Regions from separate parts of the Mus musculus genome. Here region 1 is linked to region 2. A link is a loop called in an ENCODE intact Hi-C map of the cell type or tissue named here. Cell type or tissue: left cerebral cortex. All regions are shown on one strand.

What was found. Peaks named below come from ENCODE experiments on the same cell type or tissue, not always from the same donor. Only the 100,000 strongest peaks of a DNase experiment are listed, where the experiment ranks them.
Region 1: it touches region 2 in a loop (6-fold over the local background); 10 of 42 quality-filtered maps call a loop at or near these places.

Annotation. Positions count from the first base shown.
Region 1 is chr11:85,233,694-85,236,193 of GRCm38, reverse strand. Appbp2 (amyloid beta precursor protein (cytoplasmic tail) binding protein 2) reads left to right here and starts at 1,074. Exons shown (of 13, transcript NM_025825.3): 1 at 1,074-1,522. The coding sequence starts at 1,385. Appbp2os (amyloid beta precursor protein (cytoplasmic tail) binding protein 2, opposite strand) reads right to left here and starts at 1,028. Exons shown (of 4, transcript NR_028329.1): 1 at 862-1,028. In left cerebral cortex, a CTCF peak has its summit at 974; DNase peaks (open chromatin) are centred at 1,054, 1,357 and 2,346; H3K4me3 peaks cover 2,119 bases; H3K27ac peaks cover 1,772 bases.
Region 2 is chr11:85,311,009-85,313,508 of GRCm38, reverse strand. Ppm1d (protein phosphatase 1D magnesium-dependent, delta isoform) reads right to left here and starts at 2,255. Exons shown (of 6, transcript NM_016910.3): 1 at 1,586-2,255. The coding sequence starts at 2,036. In left cerebral cortex, a CTCF peak has its summit at 1,132; DNase peaks (open chromatin) are centred at 465, 1,285 and 2,298; H3K4me3 peaks cover 2,500 bases; H3K27ac peaks cover 1,213 bases.

The DNA of each region.
Region 1 (2,500 bases), 77 kb after region 2:
TTAATAGATTCTTTTTTTTTTCAATGCAAAAATGGGGAAACGGGGCTTGAATGATTGCTCAGTAAAAAAATGCTGGCAACTACCTTTGATCCCAGCACTAGCGAGGCAGAGGCAGCAAGATCTCTGTGACTTGAGGCTAGCCTGGTCTACAGATAAAGTTCTAGGAGAGCCAGGGCATGTTAAACAAATTTTTCTTCTTTTAAAAAAAAAGAAAAAAGAAAATTGTCCCAGCACTCGGGAGGCAGAGGTAGGCAGATTTCTGAGTTCGAGGCCAGCCTGGTCTACAAAGTGAGTTCCAAGACAGCCAGGGCTATACAGAGAAACCCTGTCTCGAAAAACCAAAATTTAAAATAAAATAAAATTGGATAGGGGCTGGTGAGATGGCTCAGTTGATTAAGAGCACCGACTGCTCTTCCGGAGGTCATGAGTTCAAATCCCAGCAACTACATGGTGGCTCACAACCATCCCCAATGAAAAAGAATCTATGAGCTAGGGCTGAGCGAGTAGAGCAGGAGACAACAGGGCCAGAGCAAGAGGGACAGGCCTGGAACTCACACTGTAGACCAGGCTGGCCTGGAGCTCACAGAAATCCACCTGCCTCTGTCTCTGCAGTGCTGGGATAAAAGTGATGGGCCACCACATCCCTCAATATAGATTTTCTTTGTTTGAGACAGGGTCTCACTCCATAGACCTTGACCTCAGGAGATACCCCTGCCTCTGCCTCCCAAGCGATCCATTCCAAGTGCACCACCATGCCCCGTCCGTGCTGTGCACTTTTGTGAAAAAAAGATCAGTCCTAAAGTTCGTTGATCTAAAAGATCAATTCTTAAAGTTGAAGAGGGCTGTCGTCGAAAAACTCACTGAAACGAGACTGTGTTGGAGAGCCACAGCACGCTGGATAAAACACCACTCCAACTACCGCCCAGCTTCCCCGGTGTCTCGTCCTTTAGGAACAAGCACCCAGCGCCCCTCAGACGCTCCGCGCTCTTTCTCCGCAAGTTTTCCGCCTGCCGCATTCCTTCCCGGGCGCGTCGGCGCGTCGCGCGTTGACGTCATGACGCACACACGCAGCCCCGCCCATGCAGAGCTGAGAGCCTGGACGGAACTGGGCTCGCTCTCCTGTTGGGAATGTGAGGCTCTCGGTACGGTCGTGGTCTGCGTTCGTCCGGATCTTCCGTGGCCGCCGCTACCGCCGCTACCGCCAGCACCATCTGCCCTCAGGCCGCGCGCGCACGCAGAGGCCCGGCAGCCGGGTCCGAGAGGCGCGCGCACGCCCGCTCGCCCGCGTGGTCGCCGCCCCTCGGAAGCCTCCGGAGCCTCACACGGGTTCGCTACGGAGGGAGGCGGAGGCCTGCGGGAGGAGGCGGAGGAGGAGCGAGGGAAGATGGCGGCCGTGGAGCTCGAGTGGATCCCGGAGACGCTCTACAACACCGCCATCTCCGCTGTCGTGGACAACTACATCCGCTCGCGCCGCGACATCCGCTCCTTGCCGGAGAATATCCAGTTCGACGTTTACTACAAGGTACAGGCGATCTGTTCTATCGGACCCCGCCGCTGCTCCTGGGCCGCACCCCCTTCCACGTCCACGGCCCGGCCTGTAGCTCTCGAGGTAGCGTCGGCTGCGGTGGCCGCTTTCCGATACGCCGCCACCCCCGCGTCTGCCTCCCGGTCTGTGCGGCCCGGGGGGGTTCTTGTGTGAGAGCTATCCGCCATCCCCTTAGGGGCCCCAGGGTAGGCCTGCGGGAATGCCTGACCCAGCCGAGTCCCACCCGGTCCTCTAGTCGCTGGGGTATTTTCTGTCTTCTCTAGTGTTTGTATCAGCTGGACTTTTTTGTTCCGCTCCACCCCTAATTCTCCCTACTTTGTCATCTCGTCGATCCTCTTTACCCGAGTAACTGCTTTCTTTCTTTTTCTTTTTTTTTTCCCCTCCCTTCTCTAATCCGAGTTTCGTCCCTTTCCTTTCTTTCAATCCGAAATGATTTAGTTAGGGCTTAATGAAAATGGTCTGTGGGCTTCATTTGCATATCCTTGAAAGCTTTTTTGTGTGGTTTCTAGGTTTGTTTTGGTTTTTCGGTTTACACTTTGGGTTAAATTGGGAATTTTACTAATAGATTAGTAATAGACTGGATCTTTAGAAAGGACGCAGTGAAATTCCCTGAAAGCAAGAAGTAGAAATCTGAATTATACCAATGTGTATGAAAAGTGCGATTTTGCAGCATTCTTGCGTCGCTCCCTCTCAAAAATCTGCACAGAAAGTCCCAAGTTGCTCTCCAAGGAGTTTCAAGGGTAAGTGTTCATAGACGTGGACAATTTTTGCAGTGTTCTGAGAGGGAGGAGAACTTTATGGACTCGGAGCCTCCCTTTTCCTCTCCCCCACGTTTGAGTGTGAACACTGGCCTTATTCAGGGATCCTTGCTTTGAGTCAGCGAGAATTTCAGTTTCCAGTAGCCACTTTTGCAAAATATGACCAGTAGAGCTTTTATTTTTAGATCTTTAGTAT
Region 2 (2,500 bases):
TCTTTTTTTTCCCCCCCTTTAAAGAAAGGGTCTCTTTACTAGGCATGGCTGTCCTTGAAACTCTCTCTGTAGAGTAGACCAGGCTGGCCTCAAACTCAGAGATATCTGCCTACCTTGGCCTCTCAAGGACTAGTATTAAAGGCATGTACCACCACACCTAGCTAAAGTTCAACTATTAAAGGCTTTTGATTTTTAAAGCATATGGGAAATTCATATGCCCCAAGTGTACTGCAAAATAAATGAACTCTGTAATAGGTCTTTGTGTCTAATCTTAATCTTCTTTGTCTCCCTATCCACTTTTAATTCCTCTTCAGCCAATAATATAATGCATTTCTAGAATAAACTACAATGCTTTCAAGCTCTACTCAGCCCACACGAAAACAAAATAAATCCATGATAGGGGCCCAAGGGATTTGCTGGGACCTGCCTCCAAAACCCTCAGTGGCTGGTCTTCAAGTCAATCAAATACTTGGCAAAAGGCCCAACAGATGGAAAACAGATTTGAAACCAGCTAGCCTATACTGTATGACAATGCCTTTCTAAAAATACTGTGTATTTTACAAATCTGTAACAGCACTGAGTCTCTGTCTCTTTAATGAAAATAGAGTGACTTTCTTACACCACTATAAACGAAGGGTTTTTAGTGGCAGGAACATAAATTCTTTTCTGTAACAAAAATATGCACCATATACCCAGGGCAAAATAAGCAGCCATATAACCCTCGGGCATTTCTGTTATCTACAGAAGTACTGTCTGTCTCAGAGAGATTCAAAATTTAGATGGGACTACAATCACACTTAACTTTTAGGAATTAAAATACCTGTTACCAAAAACTACTTTGATGAGTAGTGACATGAGTGCTTTTCAGTATGAACTTTTGGAAAACTGAATGCAATTCTAAGTATCCCACACACACACACCAAGAAGTTAACACATGCCCCTAACATGGAGCCAATTTAATATTTAACACGTTGCACACCTTTCTCATAAACAATTCAAGGGATTACCCCAAAACACTATCACAAAAGTAAGTTGCCTATGTTACACTTCAGCCCTTCTAAATTGACTTACATCGAGCCAGAGCCATTCAGGTCAATCTGAAGAAGTGACACCACCGGTAGGAGGCAACCAAGAGGAACAAGCCCAACAAGAACAAAATTATGACAGATGCTAAGGGAACGCTCCAATTCTTGCCACCTCCTGCTTCTTTCACCTAGCCCGTGTAGAAACGTTTCTTAAATTTATCCCTCGGTTACAATCTGGCGCCGGCATTCAAACACTTCTGAGCGTGCTGCTACCAAAGTGAATTAGCGAAGGGAGAGGGGAGACTGTTGCCCCCTGATCGTAGGAGGGAGGAGATAATGCAAGGAGCGGTTGCTGGGAGACAAGCCATCCTAGCGTTTCCGAGGCCACTCGGTGTGCCTAGAACTCCAACCATGACAGTCTTCACTCGCATCCCTTGTTGGACAGCGTCGCTTGATGGATAGCGCTCTTGGTACCGGGGAGGCCCACGCGGTGCTGATGCTATAAAAAGCCCAGGGGGATAAGGGGAGAAAAGAAAAAAAGAGGCGGGCGGGGAACTTACCCAGTTTCTTCCACATGGCGAGGTGACAGGCGAGGAAACCTTTGCGGATGGCAGCGCACACCTTGGCGGGCTCGGACGAGGTGAAGCCTTTCTGCTTCTTGATGAAACCCCACAAGTGCTCCCGGGCAAACTGTGCCGCCTCCCGACCGCCGTGCCCGTCGCACACTGCAAAGAAGGCCACCGAAGAGCGGCGGCGACAGCAGCGGCCAGCGGGTAGCGAGGCCGCGGCGTCCGGGGCAGGGTCGCGGGCCGCCGCCGGGCCTTTTTCCGATGGCCCGACGCCGGCGAGAGTGGGGGTCGCCGGCAACCCGAGCGCCCGCCGCGGTACCGGCGCCGGCTTGTCCTCCGCAGCCGGCTCGGGCTCCACCACGATCTGAGTTACGTCCTCCATGTACTTCCTCCCGCCCTGGTCCGAGAAGACGCTCACTCCCAGCGAGTACAGCCCCGCCATGGCCGGCTGCCCGGGATCCCGCCGTTCCCACGCAGCCCGCCGAATTCCGAGGCGGGAGACACACTCGCCGCTCGCCGGCCAACTATTGTTTATCTTCGACGAAGCCGAGAGTGAAGAGGAGGCGGTCCCCGCGGCGGTGGGGGGGGGCGCGTGATGTCGGGACTTGTCCGCGAGAGCTGGGCCGGTCGAGTCGCGGGCGAGAGGAGCCGAGCAGCTGCGCCTGCGCACTGAACTCGCTCCCCGCCCGCCCGCGCCCACCATACAAATCAGACGTTCTTTCCCCCCCTTTCTCCTGATGACGTCACTCGGCTCGCTGAGACAGACCAATCAGGAGTCAAGAAGAGCAAGCTCGCCCCCGCCCTCCTTCCACCCCCGCATCTCTCTGCAACCGCTGATCTCGCTCGGCCCGCCGACCGGGGGAGCGCGCTCCTTGCCCGGTTTGTTTTCTCCAGCCTAGGGCTTCT